Regions from separate parts of the Homo sapiens genome. Here region 2 is linked to region 1. Evidence: chromatin loops called from intact Hi-C (ENCODE). Cell type or tissue: MCF 10A. All regions are shown on one strand. Links, peaks and the distances in the headings refer to the core of each region. The heading gives the core; the rest is flanking DNA.

What was found. Peaks named below come from ENCODE experiments on the same cell type or tissue, not always from the same donor. Only the 100,000 strongest peaks of a DNase experiment are listed, where the experiment ranks them.
Region 2: a loop joins it to region 1, with 8 times the contacts of the local background. A loop is called at or near these places in 7 of 110 quality-filtered maps.

The regions. Positions count from the first base shown.
Region 1 is chr2:84,296,044-84,307,303 of GRCh38, reverse strand. The region is part of intron 1 of LOC107985905 (a long non-coding RNA gene); the gene reads left to right. Among named protein-coding and RNA genes, the nearest start is that of SUCLG1, 160 kb to the left of the region's middle. RefSeq lists enhancers at 4,270-4,319, 9,224-10,423. In MCF 10A, for the core only: a CTCF peak has its summit at 4,188 (motif pointing right); a DNase peak (open chromatin) is centred at 4,213.
Region 2 is chr2:84,072,032-84,083,291 of GRCh38, reverse strand. No RefSeq gene overlaps it. Among named protein-coding and RNA genes, the nearest start is that of SUCLG1, 380 kb to the left of the region's middle. In MCF 10A, for the core only: a CTCF peak has its summit at 5,589 (motif pointing right); a DNase peak (open chromatin) is centred at 5,601.

The DNA of each region.
Region 1 (11,260 bases), core at 2,921-5,420:
CAGCAAAGACTGGCACTAGGGAGACTCCCTTCATGGGAGTCTTACATGACTATTCATAAGTAGGTGGGAAGAGGTGTTACTAGTAAGCATGTTCTTGGTGCACAGGCACAGTAGCTATACGTGCTTTCTCATATATTGTGTTGTGGGAAGTCAGGGAACCCGAACGGAGGGACTGGCTGAAGCCACAGCAGAAGAACATAAATTGTGAAGATTTCATGGACATCTGTTAGTTCCCCAAATTAATACTTTTATAATTTCTTATACCTGTCTTTACTGCAATCTCTGAACATAAATTGTGACGATTTCATGGACATTTATCACTTCCCCAATCAACACTCTTATAATTTTCTTGTGCCTTTCTTTAATCTGTTAATCCCTTCGTCTTCCTAAGCTGAGGATGTATGTTGCCTCAGGACCCTGTGATGATTGCGTTATCTGCACAGATTGTTTGTAAAGCATGTGTGTTTGAACAATATGAAATCTGGGCATCTTGAAAAGAACAAGATAACAGTGATTTTCAGGGAACAAGGGAGATAACCATAAAGTCTGACTGCCTGTGGGGCTGGGCAGAAAAGAGTCATATTTCTCTTCTTTCAGAAAGCAAATAGAAGAAATATCACTGAATTCTTTTCTCAACAAGGAATAACCCTGGGAAAATGAATGCATTCCCAGGGGGTGGTCTCGAAAATGGCCGCTCTGGGAGTGTCTGTCTTATGCAGATGTAGATAAAGGATGAAATATGCCCTGGCCTCCTGCAGCGCCCCCAGCCTTGCTAGGATTAGGAAATTCCAGCCTGGCGAATTGTAGTCAGATGGGTTTTCTGCTCTCAAACTCTGTTTCCTGTTAAGATGTTTATCAATGACAATGTGTGCCCAGCAGGACATGGAACCTCATTAGTAATTCTAATTTCTCCCTGGCCTTGTGATCTTGCTCTGCCCCCATTTGCCTTGTGATATTTTACTGCCTTTGAAGCATGTGATCTCTGTGACCTGCACCCTATTCATACATTCCCTCCCCTTTGAAAATCGCTAATAAAAACTTGCTGGTTTTGCAGCTTGGGGGCATCACGGAACCTGCCAACATGTGATGTTACCCCCAGAGACCCAGCTGTAAAATTTCTTTATTTTGTACTCTTTCTCTTTATTTCTCAGACCTGCTGACACTTAGGGAAAATAGAAAAGAACCTACATTGAAATATTGGGGGCTGGTTCCCCCGATAATATTGCATGTCTAATTAGCATCTCCACCCTGGGGTATGTTTTTCTACTATTGTCATGAGCAAAGGGTGAGTTTGAGGACAGGTGAAATTAAAATGTGCATGCTCTCTGGGAGTGGGTGAGGAGCGGGATTCCCTACTGGAGATAGCTTTGTTGGGATAAGCTTAACTATAATGTGAGTGCTGGGGCTTATTGTGCTGACTGTATGGCCACCATGGTTGCCGCGCCCTGAGAACATGGTTACTTCTTGACTACCTATCCTGCCTCAACACAATACTTCTGGAACCAAATGTGTGGGTTTTATTTTTCCCCCAACATCAACCACCTCTTGGAACACACCCTAAGTGTCCTACAAGTTACCTCAATTCTGACACCAACTGCCTGGAATTAGCACAGACCCCACAGACTAAGGGCTGAGTCCCACAAGACTGCCCCCACTTGAGGAACCAAATCACAAGTCCCAGGTTGTCACCTCTACTTCTAATCAAAAGGCTATAAATGGAAGTTCCCACAACCTTCTCCTCATGTTCAATAATTTGTTAGAACAAGTCACAGGACCCAAGGAAACAGTCTACCTACTGTTACCAATTTATTACAAGGATATTTAAAATACACAAATGAGCAGCTAGATAAAGAGATACACAGAGGTCTGGAAGGGTCCTGAGCACGGGAGCTTCTGTCCACATGGAGTTTTGAAGCGCACGACCTTCCCAGAAACTGTGTATGGTCTTGTTCACCAACTCGGAAGTTCACAAACCCTTTGGTTGGGGATTTTATGGTGGCTTTGTTATGTAGGCATGATTGATTACATCATTGGCCATTGGTGATTAGCTCGACCTCCAGCCCTTTTCCCCTCCCTGGAGGTCAGGGGGTGTGGCTGAAACCCTTTACCCACAGGTTTGCTCTCCTGGCAAACAGCTCTCCATTCTTAGGTGCTTTCTGGAGATCACTCCATTAACATAAACTCAGGTGTGATTGAAGGAGTCTTGTTATGAATAACAAAAGATGTTTTTCTCTCTTTATCACCCAGCAGCTATTTCAGGAAGTGGGGACAAAAACAAAACATAGCAAAAGACGCTCCTATTGCTTTTATCTCTTAGGAAATTATAAGGGTTTTAGGAGCTCCGGTCAGGAGCTGGGAATGAAGATTAAATATGTATTTATTATTACATCACAACATCACAGTATTGTTATCCCCACTTTATAAATCAGTAAGTGCGTGAAAGTTAAAAACAATTATCCCAAGACTCTAGGGCTGGGAAGTGGAGATAGCTAGAAATCACAACTAAAACTTCTGCTGTCAAATTTGGGACTCTGTGCTGCAGCCTAATGTCTGAACAAGGTTCATAAGTTCATTACTAGTATTCTTTCATAAACTCTGAGGTTTGTCAGGCCTCTAAAGTTTATGGTCCCATGTCTCCCCCAGAAGCCAGGTTCACCCTCACCTCTTTCAGTGGCAGAGATCAGACAGGGCCCAAGGTTTGGGTTGGTCATGTCTGGAGAGGTTGGAACAAGGAAAATGTTCTGCATCCTCAAAAGCAATATTTGCCAAATGGGGGATAAACTATATATCCAGATTTGATTTGGAGAGTCTCACCCTTTGAGTGACTTTGCAAAGCACTATATGAATAATATTGTCTCATAATTAATGGTGGCTGGGAGCTGATGACCCATGACATAGCTTTGGGCTGTTAGCTAATATGGTTATTACTTTAATGGGAAAGTCCCAAGCCCTCGTCTTTTTGGTTCATAATGGAAACCATTTTAAGGGAAATAAAAGTTTTCTTTGAGTCAGAAGAATTTTAAAGATGAGATATTATGCAAGAAACCTCTTCTTAGTAGAGTTCTTGGGGCATGAGTGTGTGTGTGTGTCTAAACCTAGGTCTTGGATGCTTGGGAAAGTTAGTGAGGAAGGTGGGTGGCCTCTTCAATCTTCATCAACAGAAGTACTCACAGAGGCACTACTGAAGTAGTTATTTCATTTGAAATTTTTGATTCACTTTGGGAAAAAAATGAACAAATTAGTTAAATTCTGTGTTACAGAAGAGAGAGTGCCACTAGAAAAGAGCTAGAGTTGGGGCCATAGGCATCTAGGTGTAGCCAAATTATGGCTCTGGCTACCTGTGGCCCTTGAGTTCATTCTCTCACTCTAGACTTATGCTGTCCCACTGAGGCAGATTGTCCTTGATGTCTGTCACTTAGGCAGATATCAAGACAGACAGAATGGCTCTATAGTGAGTGTTGTTCATTTTGGGCTATCTACCTTCCATTCTACCTCCCAACAGCATCTTGGTTTCCTTCTTGGGAATTACCTCTGTCTTGCGGAGCAATGAGGGTGGGTGCTGGGCTTCTTGCCACAGACTCCTCTGAGAGATCCCTGGGGATTCCCTTCCAGCCCTGGAGTCCCACAAGACTGCCCCTACTTCAGAAACCAAATCACAAGTCCCAGGTTGTCACCTGTACTTCTAATCAAAAGGGTATAAATGGAAGTTCCCACAACCTCCAGCAAGCAGCATATGACATAAGTTCAGCCAATTAGATCTTCTCTTCCAAAACTGTGACCCTGAAACAGAAGGATCGAAATGGGAGGAATGGTTCGAATCTATGCATCTGTCAGCAGGTTCTATGAGGGGAACAGACAGATGGTTGGATCTTGTCTTCACACTTTCTGGAGCTGTTCCATATTCTGAGAGTTACAAGCCTCGTTCTCCAGCCTCCCCTTCAACCCTGTGAGTACCTCTATAGCCTTTGATTCACTCCTCTTTTGCTTTAGTTGGTCAGCATTTTGTTGTTTGCAACTACAAAACTGTAATTGTAGAAGCCCCTTCACTGATCCCCTTGCCTCAAGAACACCCTGCACATTTCCCCAAATTCCAAGTAGGACCATAACAAGCCCATACCTGAAAGGTTTCAAAGTCTGTTTCCTGTGGAGAAAGCTCATGCTCCTTAGTATGGCAGAGAAGCCTCCCCCTTCCCTTGCCACTAGGTGGTGCTACCTCCTACTCAAAAATCATCTCTCGCTCAGGCCTTTGTCCTCTTATCACAGTTCACCTCACAAGTACCTCACCATTCTGAACTTAGGGCAAGAGTCACCTCCTTTATGAAATCTTTCTTGACCTGCTCCTCCCTAGAATTGACTACTCTGTACACAATTCTGTTTTGATCTGCTTATTTGTATCTCTATGACCCTAGTAACTGAACTTTCTTTGAAGGTGGGCATTATATCACACCCACCTTTGTATTCCAAGAATAGATTTTTCATTTTGTATTTGTGGAATGAATGGATAATGAACAAGTGTTGCAATCATTAAGGCATACTCACACATGTAAGTCTGGCCCCTGTTCTTCTAAATGCCTGGGACAGGGCGTGCACCTGGCTTGTAATCAGTGAAATGATCCTGATGATAGAAAGAGAGTGTAGTGACCTGTTTATAAAGATGGCTGCAACTATTCCTCCCATCCTGTACACATACACCCTGGCACTGTGACTTTACTGCTCCTCCCATGAAAAAGTGGGTTTAATTCTCCTCTAGTTGAATCTGGCCCTGTGTGATGGTCTGACTATGTCCCCCAAAGTTCATGTGTTGGAAACGTAATCCTTAATGCAGTAGTGTTGGAAGGTGGGGCTTAATAAGAGGTGATTGGGTCAGGAGGGCTCTACCCGCATGACTGAATTAATGTCATTGTTGCAGGAGTGGATTAATTATTTTGAGAGTGGCTTTGCTATCTTGGGAATGGCTTTGTTATAAAAGCAAATTTGACTGCCTTTTTCTTACTCTCTCTCCTCGGTGCTCTCTTGTCCTTCTGGCTTCTGCCATAGGATGATGCAGCAAGAAGGCCCTTGCCAGATGCAGGGCCCTTGAACTTCTCAGCCTCCAAAATTATAAGAAATACGTTTCTTTTCTTTATAAATTACCCAGTCTGTAGTATTCTGTTATAATAATGATAAGTGCACTAAGATACCATGTGACTTACTTTACCCAAATGAATGTGTTGAAGTGATATTGTGAGACTTCTGAATCTCAGCCTCAAAAAGTCTTAGGGTTTCTGCAATTGCCCTTTTGGATTGCTGACCCGAGACCACCATGGAAAGCAATTCTGCCCAGCATGCTGGAGCATGAGAATGAAGGCACTGCAGCGAGCAGCCGGCACCAATTTCCAGGCATGTGAACCAGGCCATCTTCTAGCATCTCTCCCTGAGACAAGCGCCAGGTGGCTGCATCCATGTGAATGGCCTCTAGAGACAGCAGCAGAAGTGCTGCCCAGATGCTCCAGCCCAAATTGTTGGCCCAGAGTTGTGAGCAAATAAATGGTGATTGTGTTACGCTGCGAAGTTTTAGGTGGTTTGTTATGTAGGGGTAGAGAATGGATACAGAGATATTGGTAATGAGTTAACATAAAGAACAGGGGTGCATTGTCCCCTGAATGTCCTCTATTCTTCAATAGTTGTGACAATTTGCCTCCAGTGACCATTTAAGATGTTGACCATTGTGGCAAATGGTCACAGTTTATCTCAGGCTCTTTGCTGCCTGGATTAGTGTGCTTGGGCTGCCATAACAAACTGCCACAGGCTTAAATAACAGAAATTAATTTTTTCATAGTTCTGGAGGTTGCAAGTCTGAGATCCAGATGTCAGTCAAGTTGGCTTCTTCTAAGACCTCTCTCCTTGGCTTGTAGATGTCTGTCTTCTTCCAGTGTCTTCACACGGTCCTTTCTCTGTGTCATTTGGTATCCTAATCTCTTCTTCTTATAAGGACACCAGTCATACTGTATTAGGTCCCACCTATATGAACTCAACTTACCTTAATTACCTTTTAAAAGATGCTGCCTCCAAATATAGTCTGTACAGTCTGAGGTACTGGGGGTTAGAGTTTCAACACATAAAATTTGGGGGGGATATAATTCTGTCTAATCATTGCTTAAAGTCTAAGCACTAGCTTATTTTACCATCGACTCCTTGCCTACTGGTAGTTGAAGAAGTGATAGCAACGTGCTTGGACTGACCAACAATTAAGTAGCCAGGAATCATTCTGAGAAATACCCTTCCAGGTCTGCAAAAACCATAAAGCAATTTAGGGAGTTGAGGTCCCTATGTCACCTTCCTATCCAAGTACCATGCCTTTTCTGGCTGTTTGCTGGGGCCGTCTGAACATTTTCTGGAGGCTCACTGCAAAAGGCAAGTAGGGGCAGCCTGAGGTGGGAGTTTGGCAATCCGTAGAGGCTGCCGCAAGCTGGGACCACCTCTGCAGACGCTGTTGGATTCCTACTGTGGGAGATGTCCTCTTGCTAAGAGTAACACATTTCCTCTTGAGTAAGTGACAGGGTGGGAATATAGCTTTTGCCAAACTCTCAAATAGAAAAACAAACTCACATAATTTGGAGAGAAGGAATGTGCTTAAAATCTGATAATTAAATCTGGTCCCTTAGCAGCCAGCCCACACATGCAGACAGTGAAGGCAGAGGTCAGTGGAGGCGGTGGGATGGACACACAGATGTGTGTCTTTGGATGTTTACCTTGATTAATGGATACACATACAGCAAAGGAGGAATTTGGTGGAGGCGGTGGGATGGACACACAGATGTGTGTCTTTGGATGTTTACCTTGATTAATGGATACACATACAGCAAAGGAGGAATTTGGTGGAGGCGGTAAGACGGACACACAGATGTGTGTCTTTGGATGTTTACCTTGATTAATGGATACACATACAGCAAAGGAGGAATTTGGTGGAGGCGGTAAGATGGACACACAGATGTGTGTCTTTGGATGTTTACCTTGATTAATGGATACACATACAGCAAAGGAGGAATTTGGTTAATAGAATTATCTAGATTTCTGAAGTGTAATCAGTTAGTATTTATTGAACGTTTGCTGCCTGCGAAGCCCTGTATTACGGGTTGTGAAGAAAGATGCCAATCTGAACTCTTGCTGTTTAAATAATTTGAGATGCTTGAGTCAATGTTTCTGCCTAATTAAGTCTAAGTTAGCTTGCAAGACTGAACCTGATGACTGGCTTCTAGACAGCCTCAGGGTACTAATTCTTATTCCTAGTGATTATTGGTACAGGGCTGGAGCTGGCTGTGGAAAGATGATTGGGCTGCGTGTCAATGGATCCAATCCATTCTTTCATCTATTTATACACAACAAGCATTCATTGAAGATCTCATTGTGGATGCCAGACCTGTGTTATGCACCCTGAGATCTGCAGAGAATACTGAATCAGGGCTGCTGTGTCGGAGAGCTTAACCCCAGTAGGTTCTTTAGAGACTCAACCTAGAAGTTGCTCATTTGAGTAAATTCTTAAAAATAATAGCTCATGTCCTGTTACTTGTATTACTCTAAAAATGGACTTCAACTTACTAGAAGGATTCATATAAGTTAATACCAGTTAGGTTACATGAAATTTTATGTTATGTGTTCACTTGAATCATACATGTTTCATTGCATAACTATATATAATGATCATTCTCATTAATCAAGTCATTACTGTTACATGCCCATCCTTGCTTACATGTATATACAGGCACAATGACATAGAAACTGACCTGTATAAACATGTCTGTAAGAGAAGAGAAACTTCATATGCTGCCATTCCTAAGAGAGAGTCCACAGGGGCAGCTGCTAGCATGAGATTTTGCAGAGGGGGTCCAGTCTAAGATTCATGGTGGGTGGTCAGCTGCAGGTGCCGGCATTCACTGGGAGAACAGGTTTTTGTGCTGAAAGCACAACCAAGGGCTAGCGCAAGGAGGGAGCAGGATGCAGATGAGATGACAAAATAGAAAAAAGTCTAAAATACGTGGGGCATTCAAGAAGGCCAGAATGATTCTAAGTCTACTAGATGGTGCCTCTTGGGAGGCTGCCTGCTGTAAAGAGCTTTCATCTGGAAAGTAGAAGGACTTTGTTCTGAATACAGAATTTCTGACTCTTCTGCATATTAGTTACCTCCCTCTCTCACTTATTGGGTAGCTTAAATAACATATGTAAAGCACTTACTATAACTTAGAAATCTCTCAACAAATGTTGGTTTCTTTCCTTTTCTGGCTTGAAGCTACTTTTGGTGCCTTAAAGGTGTCACCCAGTAACAGGAAAAAGACAGACAGATCATGCAGTGTCCCCAGAAATGTACATCCCAGTTGAATGAAAGTTGAGAAATGTTTCTCTTTTCCACCACTTTCAGAGCTATTTTACTTCCCGGGGAGCATAAGAAATATCTGGGGAGAACTGAATTCCACATCTCTCTGATCTTAAAGTCGACAGAACTAGGCACGTTTTCTTAGAAGGCTGAGGTGCCTGCAGATGGCAAGTGAAGCATATAAATACTGACACATGCAAGAAAATTATATGGTGAAAAGAAACTCTTCAGGCAGAATATTGATCACGACAGCACACAGCTTCCATGGGGTCATGTTTCTTGGCTGTTGTTAGGGCATGGCAAGCACGATCATTGGGTCTGAGTAAGCCGAGGAGAAACATTAAGGGCAGAAAAAAGACGTAGCTAAGTCCTATAAAGCATTAAGTGTGTGCCAGACATTCTTTCTTCTAGCGCTTTTACATATTAATTCATTTAACTCTCAGAAAAGTGCTCTGGTGGGTACTATTACAGCTGGGAGAGAGGCACAGAGAAGTAAAGCAGACTCTCAGAGTCACACAGCTAGTGAACATCTGAGCCATGACCGAAACGCAGGCGGCCTCCAAGCCAGTGCTCAAGAACATGGTGCTATGGTTCCCATTATAATTTGACAAAGAAGTTTGAGACATTTTAAAATTTAATGCCAGAAGGATAAAAGATCTAATTGTGAAAAGCAGAACTAAATTCTTCTGGAAGTGAGTATGAAACTATATCTTTATGTGCTTGGAGCAGGGAAATATTTCTTAAATAAGACCATGAAAGCACTAACTCTAAAGAAGAGACAGATAAGTTCAACTCTATGAAAACTAAGAACTTCTGTTCAACAAAACACACCAACAAGAAAGTGAAAAGACCAACCACGAGTGTGGGAATGGTATTTCCAACAGTTATCACTACAAAAGACCAGTGCCCAGCACACATGTACAACTCCTTCACCAAGTAAGAAAAAGGCAAACAATACAAAAGAAATACTGGCAAAGGAATCTAATACATTCATCACAAAATGAAAATATAAATGGCCAAGAAATATGTGAGGATGTGTTTAACTTCATTAGTCATTGAGGAAATGCAAAATAAAACCACCGAGGAAATGCAAAATAAAACCGCCAAGGAATATGGCTAAAATTAAACACTCTGAAATACGCTGTGTTGGTGAGGATGCAGAAGAATAGAAATGCTCAGTCACACTGGTAGGAACATAAGATGGTGCAAACGCTGCAGAAAACTCAGTTGAAGATTTTCACACTTTATGAAGAACACCCAGGGCATTCTTTGCTGAGTCTATGCCTGGAAAAATATATGTACAAGTGGACACATGGAAAAAACAAACAATGTTCATAGCAGCTTTGTTTATAATTGCCCCAAACTGGATGCAACATAACACGCATACAACAAAATACTATCCAGCAGTGAAAAGGAATGCACTATAGCTACACACAATGACATGCATGGATTTTACAAACATTAATGAACGTGAATGATTAACATAAGAAAGGCATTGCTTCTGCCATTGCCAATACCAGACCCCACCCCCTCCTAACACCACATTCCTTACTACTGGGGAGGGGCAAGGAGCAGCCTCTGATCCTCACCAACCATAAAGTGGGTGAGGTTCAACGATTTCCCTGGGGCTGGGCATGGTGACTCACACCTGTAATCCCAGCATTTTCAGAGCATGAGGTGGAAGGATCTCTTGAGCCTGGAATTCAAGGTTACAGTGAGCTGTGATCATGCCACTGCACTACAGCCTGGGTGACAGAACGAAACTATCTCTAAAAAAATAAATAAATAAAAAAGAATTTCCCTGGACCTTTCATCCAAGGTCGTGGGCCTGGTCTGTTCTCTCTGAATTGCACAAACCAAATGGGTTATGAAGATGCTCTCAAAAGTGGCATGCATATTTAAAAGGAGTCTTCTGGAGAAAGCAAAAAGAGTGCCACAGTGGGCCACTGGGGATAGACTTGGGGACAAGCTTTCATTTGCAGCAGAAAGAATGGCTTGATCATTGTGAGACCATATAACCTAGAAGCTCTTCTGCAGTCTATTGATAAACTCTGAGACAGGGTTCTAACAGGCACAATTTGAGATATTTCCTCTGGCTTGGAATTCAGAAGAAACACACATGGATGGTTCTAACATGGCAGAGAGTGACTGAACTTTTAGAGGAGTCAATGTTCTTGGAGCAGATAGTTTCCCAATTGGTCCAATTTTCCCTGGAGTTGCAGGAGAGGACAGCAAGGATGGTGTGAAGGGCTGGTTTTTCATAGTTAACCCTCAGCATGTCCTATGTTTTCAACCTTACAAGAAGAAAGGCCCTGGCTAGATAGGTCTCAGGAGCTCAGGGTTCTAGACCTGCCTCTGACATTTTATAAACTTTGGAACTCAATTTCTTTCTCTGTATAATGAGAGAGTTAAACAGAATGATTGTTAAGTCAATGTTAATTCTGAACTACACTCCCCTTTCTCTCTACACATTTCAATGAACATAATTCAAGCCAGCATATAGCTTTAACAACTTTCAATTCATTTGGTTGCCACCAATTCCCTGCCTATGGGTGCAATACCGGTATCTTTTATTGGTTGAGAATCCCCTGGACACCGGCTGGGTGCTTGATTTGGGTTGGAGAATCCCTATGTGGTGATACTTGTTCGATGCACTTTGAATCAGTCACCCAAACTCTATCCAGTTGTGTGACCTTAGGGTGCAGTCTGAAGAGGGCTGTCCCACATACTTAGGTCCTGGACCAGCCACATGGAACAGAGAGGTTTTTGTGGGGCTTTCTTCATTTTGACTGTATTTCTAATGTCAAGGGGACGCAGGTCTGCCCTAAAACCAATGTGGCTGAAATGTTATTCATGTATTGTGACTGAATCCCCCCATGCTTAGGGCAGATATTGCTAATCCTTCACAGT
Region 2 (11,260 bases), core at 4,574-7,073, 230 kb after region 1:
TCCAAGTCCACTGTTCAAAGTTCATGATCTTTCCCCTAAGACTGGTCTTCTTTTGGAATCCCCTCTCTCAGTAATTGGCATAGTCATTTGTCAAGGAACAAATCAGAAACTGAGGGATGATTTTTGAAACTTCATATCTCTTCACACATCACAGCTAATCCATTCCCTTATTTTTCATTCATCAAGTGATTATTGAGTACCTCCTAAGCACCACCATTCTCTAAAGTGCTAGGGGCGTGGTGGTATAAACAACTTTCTTGTCATCATGCAGCATACGTAGTGAAAGGAAGGAGATGATAACAAGCAAGCGGATACATATTTTGAAAGATGTTCAAAAGAAAATCAAACATGCCATAGGGAGACACTGGATGGAATAGGGGAAGCCAAATTTAGATGTCATAGTTAGGGAAGGCTTCTTCAGGGAGGTGATTGTGAACAGGGAAGGTGTGAGCTAGAGGTGAAGATCATTTCAGGCAGAGGAAACAGCAAGTACAATGGTCTGAAGATAAGAAGAGATTTGGTGTCCAGAAGACCAGCATGGCTGGAACATTGTGTCTAAGGGGAAAAGAGAAAGCAGAGAAGGAAATGTAAAGGGAAGCTAATGAAGGGTGATAATATGGCTACCGTAATATGCAGAGAAAAACATTGTAGGGCTTGTATTTTTAACTATCACTCTGACCCTATTTTAAAAACGGATTGGAAGATGCAGAGGCAAGAACTCCATTTAAGTATTTTTTGAATTAACTCAGGTGAGAGACATGGTTGGACTTGGGTATTTGTAGTTGAGGTGAGAAAACAAACAGATTAAAGAAGTATTTTGAAGATAGAGAAAACCGTAAGCAGGAAATTGCTCAATGTGGGGAATGAGGAAAAAAGAGAAATCAAAGATGACTCCCAGGCTTGGGCAACTAGATAGATAGAAGGGTGGTGTCACTTACTGATGTGGGAAAGGTGTCAGTGGTGATGTGACAAAAGTAGGGTGGTGGTGGTGATGGATAGATTGGGCATGCCTTTGAGACTTTGAAATAGAATGAGTGTAATACAGAGTTTGAAGAAGAGGTCAGGGCTGGAGACCATATTTGGAATGCGATGAGATATTCTAGGGAAAGAGTGGGACTAGAGAAGAAAGCCTAAAATGAATCTCTGGTGCAGTCCAACATTCAGAGGTCAGGTTTGGTATCATCAAGACCTATCAATTTTAGCTCCTAAATATTTCTCAATTTCTTTCTATTTCTCTCAATTTCTACTGCTGCAACAGAGTAGCATACTGGTCCAAGCAAGCTATCATCACCTTTCTCATGGATGACTGCAATTGCTGGGTTTGTTTTTTTGCTAAAAGAATACAAATTTATTATCTTACAGTTCTGGAAGTTAGAAGTGTGAAATGGGTCTTATGGGGCTAAAGTCAAGTTATTGAGAAAACTGATTTCCTACTTGAGAATCTAGTGGAAATTTTGTTTCCTTGCCTTTCCCAGCTCCTGGAAGCAATTCCTATTCCTTGGCTTTTGGTTCCACATCACTCTGACCTCTGCTCCTGTCATGATATCTTCTCTGTGACTCCTGCCTCGCCTTTTCAGTGTTTTTTAAAACAACTTTTGCAATAGCTTTTTAACTGGTTATCCTGTACTTCTCATTTGATCTGCATATTATGGATAGTGTGATCTCAAATACTTAGATTATCATGTCATTCTCTTGCTTCAATCATTTTCATGACATCTAGTTTCTCTTACAATAATGACCAAAGCCATTACATCTGACTCCACAGCTGTGCACGCTCCTTTCCATCCTCACCTTACTACTTTCTGTCCCTTGTTCTTTGTGCTCTAATTGACCTGAAATTTTATCAGTTTCTTTCTTTTGTACACACCGTGTTCTCCCCAGCCATATTTCCTGGGTACATGTTCTTTCTTCTGCTTGGAAAATTACCTCTCTTCTTTTATCCCAAATAGTTAATTCCAATCTATCCTTGGGCTTCAACTAAAATATCGCTTCCATTGGAATATCTTCCTGAAACCTCCATCCTACATTTATATGTCATTTGCAAGTGCTGGAAAACGAAACCCAACATGGTTTAAGAAAAGGAGGTATAATATAAAGTCCAGAGATAGTTGTTGTCAGGAAAGACTTGATCAAAGACTGCATTATTTCCTCTGGACCAAGTTCCTCTCTGTCCTTTAGTTGTGTTATTCTTAATATTGACTCTAGTCTTAAAAACAGTTATTTCTTCCACATCACAAAGTAACAGCAATAATTTTAATAATCACATCCTGTGAGAAAGAGTGAGGGTCTCCTAGGAGGCACGGGTAGTTTTACTGGTCATTTTTGGTTAAATATTGTTCCCCTAGAGCTGAGAGATGAAGCCTATCCCACATAGAATGAGAATAGAGAAGAGGAAAGAGGTGAAAGGTGGTGGGTTTTGTGCAACCTGGACTCAGGCAAAGTCTTCTATTCCTATCAGATGTTTTCACTGAAGTCAGCATCTTCCATTTATATAGCAGGGCATCTTCACTTGGTCCATGTACTTGGAAGAGAAAAAAATTACACTTTATTTTCTCTAACTTGTAATTAAAATTTAATATTTCATTTAATTATATGTGTAGCCAATAAACCACAGTAGCTTTAGCAATAACTATGACTTTGCCATCGATAGGAATAATAGATATTTTCATATCCACTAGTTATTCCAATCTTCAAATATTGTTTATCTTCATTATTTCTTCAAAAATTATGGTAGTTGGAGCAAGATGGCCAAATAGAAGGTTCCACCAACTATCTGCCCTACAAGGACACCAATTTAACAACTACCCACACAAAAAGGCACCTTTGTAAGAACTGAAAATCAAGTGAGCACTCACAATACCTGGTTTTGACTTCATATCACTGAAAGAGGCTTTAAAGAGGGAGGGTAGAACAAACAGTCTTGAATCACCGACACCACCCCTCACTCACATTCTGGCAGTGGCTGTGTGGTATAGAGAGAGAATTATGCATTTGGGATGGGGAGAGTGCAGCAATTGTAAGACATTGCATTGAACTTAGTGCTGCCCCGTCATAGCAGAAAGCAAAACCAGGCTGAACTCAGCTGATGCCTACCCTGAAGGGAACATTTAAACCAGCCGTAGCCTGAGAGGAATTGCCCAACCCAGTGGGCAACTCGAAGCACCCAGGTCAGGACTTGAGTTCCAGAAAACCTCACCACTGTGGGCTAAAGGGGTCTGAGGCCCTAAATAAACTTGAAAGGCAGTCTAGGTCACAGGGATTACAACTCCTAGGTGAGTCCTATTGCTAAACTGGGCTCAGGTCCTGTGGACTTGGTAACGGGGGTATGTGATCTACAGAGACAACAGATGGGGCAGCTAAGAGAGTGCTTGTGCCACCACTCTCCCAACCCCAGGCTGCATAGCTCATGGCTCCACAGGAGATTTCCTTCTTCCACTTGAGGAGAGAAGAGGAGAGGGAAGGGTAAAGAGGACGTTGTCTTGCGTTTTGGATACCAGCTCTGCCACAGTAGGATGGAGCACCAGTCAGAGTAATGAGGCCCCCTTTTTAGGCCCTAGCTTCTGGATAACATTTCTAGACACACCTTGGGCCAGAAGGGAACTCACTGCCTCAAAAGAAAGGACCTCCTCCTAGCAGGATCCATCACTTGCTGACTAAAGAGCCTTTGGACCCTGAATAACTGGCAGCAATACTCAGGTAGTATGCCGTGGGCCTTGGGTATGAGTCTGGCACTTGCTGGCTTTAAATGAGACTCAGCACATTCCCAGCCATAGTGGCTATGGGGAGAGACTCCATCTGCTTGAGAAAAGTGGAAGTAAATATAAAGAGGACTTTGTCTTTCACCTTAGGTATCAGCTTAGCCATAGGCGGGTAGAGCACCAAGTGGAGAAGGTATCATAGCAAAGGGCTGAGGACGCAGAGAGGGCTCAAGTACTGAACCTTAAGTAATGGGTTGGTTTTGTATTTGTTAGCAATTGCACAAACAGCACCACCACCATTTACTTAGCCAATCAAGCATAAAAATCCAAGGATCAGTTTTGACTTTGCCCATTACTTATTTATCACCCATAACTAATGATGAGCAAAAATTTTGCTGTGGTCAGTGTTGAGTGAATAAGATTTGAGTGATTACTTCAGACCTCAAAGACTGTAATCTGGCCCCTTTTTAAAATTGCCTTTGGGCTATCTTCTGTTTCTAGTAACTCTTATGCTAACCAGAAAGTTGTGTATTCTCTGGGAAATAATACAGATTTTGCAGTCATAAATAGCTTTTGTATAACTACTCTTCCTACCACTTTGCAATTGAATAGGTATTTTATTTTGTTCCCAGGTTTTGCATCTGTAAATTAAGAGAATATCAGTTAGGATTATGTTTAGTTTCAGATAACAAAAACCTCAAATGATGTAGTTTAAATGAGATAAAAGTTTATTTTGACTACATGGAAAAATGTTCTGAGATAGGAGATGCAGGGTTGCTATGTGGCTCCTCAAAGATGTCAGAAACTTAGGTCAGTTTCAATTCACCACTCTGACACATTGTCAGACTCCTACCAACACATCTGTGTACCAGACAGCAGGATGGAAAAAATGGTAATGAAGAAACGTGCAAACAGCACACAATATCATCCTTTTTAGGGCATCTTTAAGAAGCTGTAACACACTTCTATTTTGCTCACCAGAACTCAGTCACATAACCACACCTTAGTTTCAAAGGAAGCTGAGAAATGTGTTTTCGATTCCTGTGCCTTTTACATAGCTAAAAACTGGCAGGTTCTTTTATTAAGAACAACGACAACAAAAGCCAAGAAGGTTAATAAAATGTCTAGCTCATGGTGTTAACCTAAACTAGTGTTATTTTGTCTTTCTTATCCACTTCTGTTTTTCCTAAATCCTGTTTTATTCTATCACATGGATTCGAGTGTTGCTTTCCATTAAATGTGTCCACATTCTTTGTTAGATTGGTACCACATTAGTTTGTGTCTGTACAATGCGACTAAATAATAAAGAAATATTAGAGCCAACTAAAATTTCCCTCAGAGTAGGTATTTCATACACATTGTATGTTTCTTCATACACCATAAGAAGAAACCAAATAGTTCAGTTTTAGGGGTGGATTTTAAAATCCAAAGAGCAGCGTAAGGAGGAGAGATTAACAGTGGACCTGACTATATAGACTATGTTGCATAAGTATAATTTGCTTTGGATATCATCAAATTCCTGTTCAGACTCCTTGCACTACTGCCTTCTATAGACATAATTTACCTCTTGTTCCTGCTACCCAGACCTGGGAGATCCTACTTATTTCCTCTACCAAAACTGGCTTTCTTCTTTATTTCTAGAACACTGAACAAATAAATAATGGGGAAAAGCAATTCAATTCTAAATGTACAAGACTTCAACACAGATACAAGATCATACTTGTAGAATTTCAGATGGCATGGAGGACTTGTCAACACCAACTTTTCATGGACTTACCCTTCCTACGTCAAAGCTAGGCTCCTGGAGCTGTCAGGGCAGAGGATTCCTCTCTGTGGGTCTGAGTTTCCAAATGTATTAAATGAGAGGTGGATGTGATATTGCTAATTTCATGCTGCAGGGGGCACCATTTTCATTGTAGTCTATGTATCACTCAGATGTGCCAGTCACATAAAATGAAGGGAGATGGTATCTCTAGAATTTGATAACATAATGATCCTAGATAATATCTAATTTTTTTTCAAGTTCTAAAAATTCTGACTCCCAGAAACCATATAATTGCCTATTTCCCTCAAACTTTTTGCGGGAGCAGCTGTAGACATTTTGGATAATAGGCATATGCACAGCACATTCCCAATGCGTATTGTGGTCATGTTCAGTTCTCGGTATAATAGTTCCAAATCTGTTTATTTTCCTTCCTTTCAAGAAAACACGCCATAAACTAACTAGATGAGAGTTTTATTGCTCTGTGGATACCCTTATATTTGTTTTACTTTATATACTAAGAAAATAATTTACAAATAAGTGCTTTATATATGTTTAATTACAAATTATAGCGCACTTCATTGTGCATTTGAAAACTAATCTCCTAGTGCATAAACTACAGATTATATGATACAATTTTTGGGAGGTCTGGTCAAAGTAGAACTTTTATTAACTACACAAAATAAGAATCTATATGATGATGACAAACTTGAGTTTACATATATTATTCATTTGCTTTTATATATCCTATCGACCTTATAAATTAGGACATTTACTATGCAAGAAATAAGTTAGTCGAGAAAATGTAACTTTTACTAAATGGAACAAAATGGTGGAGGTTTATGATCATCAGTGGAGTCATGGTGTATTCAAGGTACAGATGAAAAACGTTATCGACCATGTGCTGTACATCACCATGATCATTAGTATTCTAGATTGTGAGCAGATGATTCGTGATTCCCAAACAATATGTAAATATGTGAACAGAGTTTACTGTTGTGATAAAATAAAACTTTCAACACAGTTTATCTGACTTTTTATGGAACACATAATCCTTATTGTGTTGCAGAGTAAACAGGCATACATTGTAAACAGTTCAATTTAAGGTTCATGATTAAAATTACTTTTACACAGACAAATAATATTTTTAGTTTGTTCTATCTTTAATCAGCATCAATTGTGTTTGGCAATCGGGGAATGGATTAGAATGGGGGTATTTACCACTACTTAAAAGCAGAATATATTATTCCCTAAATTCACTATATCTTTAGAAGGAGGAAGAAGAGATGGACTTTTCATGTTCCAGAGGCAGAGGCACGTATCTCAATGAGATTCATACAAGGGTAATTCATACAAAGGAAATTCATACAAGGGTAAATCTGAATATTGAGTATGTCTATTAGAATATGGGATTAAAAAATAAAACTGTAATAATTGCTTTCGTTACTGTGCCTGCTAAATGTTTAAGCCAGCATGATTTGATAATTTACTCTGTTACCTCTTTATAAGACCCGGGCTTTATTAGAAGAAGAAAACTCAGCATAGTGGATGGATCTTTTTATGTTAAACTATTTGCTGCCCTCTTCTTGTGACAGGGGTTTAGCTGTGTTACTTGCTTAGTCCAAAGAAGTATGAGTGAAAGTGATGTCTTACACATCAGAGCATAAGTTTTAAACACATTGTGAGGGTTCACCATGTTCTCTTTACCTTTTGTCAAGAGACTGGAATGTTTCAGATATGCTCCCTTAGGCTGGATCCCAGAATGCAGATAACATGGACCAGAGCGATGGACCACCCGCACAGGACTGGTGACATAAGCAAGAAATAAGCCTTTGTTATCTAAGCCGCCAAGACTCTGTGGATGTTGTCTTCTACAAAATAACTGAACCTAAGCTTAGAGACATACTATCCAATATGAGACAATGTGATGTGTGCTCCTTGTTGACATGGGTCAACAAATGTAGAGGCAATTAAGTTGTAGAAACAACATCACAATATAAGTAGCAATACTAAAATTCCAGAGAGATTGTAAAACAACATAATTAAAGTATAAAATGTGATTATTTTTACAGAGGCACTCTTTCATTCGATGAACATTTAGAAGACATCTTCAATTGTAGCACTATGAGAAATCTTTTGAACAATGTTATCCCTTCTGTACTCAGGGAAATTGATCCCTAGGGAATAAGCACCCCTGAAGGAGTACAGATAGGAAGAAGCTGTGGTCCTAAAAGTTTGGGGAGAACTGCAAACCATATCTCCCTTTTGGCAATTCATAAGATAGGAAAGTAAAGTTTTGAAAAATTCTACACCAGACACGTGCTTTTTCCTCCCACGGTATTTCTTTATTTTTTGTTGTTTTTGTTCTTTTCTTTCTTTCTTTTTTGGAGACAGTGAAGGTCTGACTCTGTCATCCAGGCTGGAGTGCAGTGGAGCATTCATGGCTCACTGTAGCCTTGACCTCTCTATCCTCAGGTGATCCTACCACCTCAGCCTCCCGAGTAGCTGGGACTACAGGTGTGCACCACCATGCCTGGCTAATTTTTCAATTTTTTGTAGAGATAGGGTTTCACCATGTTGTCTAGGCTGGTCTCAAACTCCTAGGCCCAAGCAATCCACCTGCCTTGGCCTCCCAAAGTGCCGGGATTGCAGGCATGAGCCACCACAACTGAACTTCCTGCCGTATTTCTGAACTTCATTTGGACACAGTGTGAGTAATGTTGTCTTAAAGTATTCAAAGATTAGTAAGACATGGTCTATTCCATCCTGTCCCACTTTATCTCGTGGGGAATTAAAAATGTCTACAAATTCCACAGGGGATACATGAGCGGCAATAGATTAAAGTGACAAGAGGATGAATGTGCAAATAGCCAGTCTCAATTTTAATTCAGAGCATTTGTGCTATATAGGGAGAAATGGACACTTTAAAATTCTGACCAGTAGCAAGGGCATTCCTTTAATGTATCACATTTGAGCTACACCTGTCTCCTAACTGTACACTTTGTCATTTTGTCCATTTAATCTCTCCCATTTTATTCTGTCCTGCACCTCTGTACTATTTAATCTTTCAAGGACCATTGCTTAATTTCCTTCTCAAAATATTCTTTGGTTTTGCATTCCCTTCATGATGATAACCATGTAATTGATTGATTTGTAGGAAGTTTATATTATCATAATACAGATCTCTACTTGGGTTATTTTTATTACATTGTCATTGAATTCTTTTTTTAAAACTATTCATTCACCTAAAAAGCATTAATGAAATGTCCTCTCTGTATCTAGTATGATGTTAAGCAATCAGTTTTGTAGTGGAAAGAACTTGGAGCTTGATGTCAGGACCCCTATATTCATATTCAGTCTTTTACCCTCTATAATGATTTAAATAGTGACTAAGTCTGAAAAGCACAAATAATAATACGTGTATCTCAGTGTCTTACAGATTTGATAAGGGTACATGGAAAAACTCCACTGGATGTCTGCATCAAAGTCGATAGTCAAATGACAATAATTGACTCTGAATCTAAATCTAAGTAATATAGAATATACAAAGTGGTAGATTCAGTCCTTAGAATTTAAGGATTTAGAAGCATTCTGAAAAGGAACAATGTAAATTCAAAAGCAAACAAACAAAAAGCAGGGAAGAATTCAAACGACAATTAAAAGCATGGATGTGTTTTTCTCTGTGTTCTAGTTTGTCATGTGAATGCCAGAGTTTGCCTTTTATAATCAGACACCATGGATTCAAATCCTGACTTTATCTCTTGCTAACTCTATGACTTTGGTAAAATTTTCATAAACTCCTTTGCTAATTGTATTTACTAAAATGATTCAGACAAAACCAGTTGATATGGAGATTAATCTGACAGTCTTCATGGGAGAAATAAATCTTTGATGTGTGTCTTTAAAGTATAGGAATGAGATACTTGAGAAAAGCAGACAGCCTTTCAAATAGATAAAGAGGGGAGGAACAAGAAATGTGTGAGGGCTGTCGAGCGCTGTAGAGGGAATATACTCTAAGCAGGATACCTGGGACTCTCTTTGGAAGTGATGGGAGCTGCAGCTTCTCTCTATTGCTGAAGGGGATGGTCATTGCAGGGAGACGGCAAGAATGCCAGACTGAAGAATTTGGACTTGTCATGTTAAGCCGGGGATGAGAAAGTAAAATGCCTATGGGCCACTTGGGTATTGCAAATGAGGTATGTGGGCTGGGCCAGGCAAAGAGGGTGAAGTAGACCACTGGAACACACTGGAGACGTGTGCCCCATCTTAAAGTACGTCCACTCTTCAGTTCTTTCTTTCCTTGCTGCCTCAGCATAGTCAGACCTAATTTCTTTGGAGCAGCCAGAGCAATGTGGAATTTTATCTGAACTTCAGCACTTTTCTTGCTTGTTTGCTCCTTCATGTCTTTAGGGATTGCTGTTTCCCTCTGGTATAATCACCTGCCCTTCTTTTTCCTTGTCTAAATTCAATATAGCCCCTAAGACTCTCCTCAGACACTACTATCTTTATGGAACCACTTTCACCTCTTGAATGTTTTTGTCCTATCTCTATTCCAGCACTTCCCATGTCACATTGCAATCTTGAGACTAGGAGCTGTATCTGAGTAGATAGTATCACAAGCACGTACATCGAGACTAGAGCTGTCATGCACAGAAACTCATAAGGGAAATGTGCCCTGGGAATTGTGCACAGAGGAAGCCCTGAGAGCAAAAGCTGCCTTAGGATCCTTGTTTCAATGCCGCATATAGTGTTTGACATGGAAAAGTCCTCAGTGAGGGTGTGCTGACATCTGTATTGGGCCTGCTTCTTGAGCAGCAGAAGAGGATTGGGTTACTGCCCATTTCTGCAGCTCAGAGAAGACTGAGGAGATTCAAGTTTCTTTTCAGATTAAAGAAACAATTGAGCTCAATTTAGCATAAAAGTCTCATCTTGACAAATTCTGAAAAATTATTTTTAAAAATTTTGCAATCTTTTAGTCTCAGTTATATCTTCTTTCTCGTGCACGCGCGCTCGCTCTCGCTCTCTCTCTCTCACACACACACACACACACACACACACACACACACACACAGAGAGAGACAGATTTCTTATGTGTTGGCCACATAGAGTATTCTTATGCATTAGGCAGTTATATCCATTATCCGGGGAGCATATATAAGGCTATATGCTAGTGGAAGTAAAAAAAAAAAAAAGAACACAAACCGGGAGATGATGGTGGAGTCATGGTTTCCATGCTAAGAAAAAAGTTTTTCAATGGCAAGAGTGTTAAAAGAGGATATATTGTGGAGTGAGGGAGCTGGTATCCAGAAATTGTTCTAAACTAATAAAGAACCTTGATACATTAACCACAGGAAGTTTTAGAGGCCAATAACACCATCAGCTTGCAGTAGGGCTGCACATACTTTGAATCTTCCTTTTTTGTTTCCTCCCTTTCTCTTTCCCTTCCTCTTCCTTCCCTCTCCTTTCCTTCCTTCCTCTCTTCCTTCCTTCCCTCTCTTCCTCCCTTCCTTCTCTTCCTGCCTTCTTTCTTTCTCTTTTCTTTTTTCTCTTTCTTTTCTTTCTTTCTTTCTTTCTTTCTTTCTTTCTTTCTTTCTTTCTTTCTTCTTTCTTTCTTTCTTTCTTTCTTTCTTTCTTTCTTTCTTTCTTTCTTCTCTTTCTCTTTCTTTTCTTGTTTTTCTCTTCCTTTCCTTCCTACCTCCCTCTTTTTTTCCTTTCTTGCTCCTTTTTTCCTTCCCTTCCATTATTTCTTCTGCTCCTACTACTTCTTTTCCATTTTCTCACATTTCTCCTCCTTTTCCTT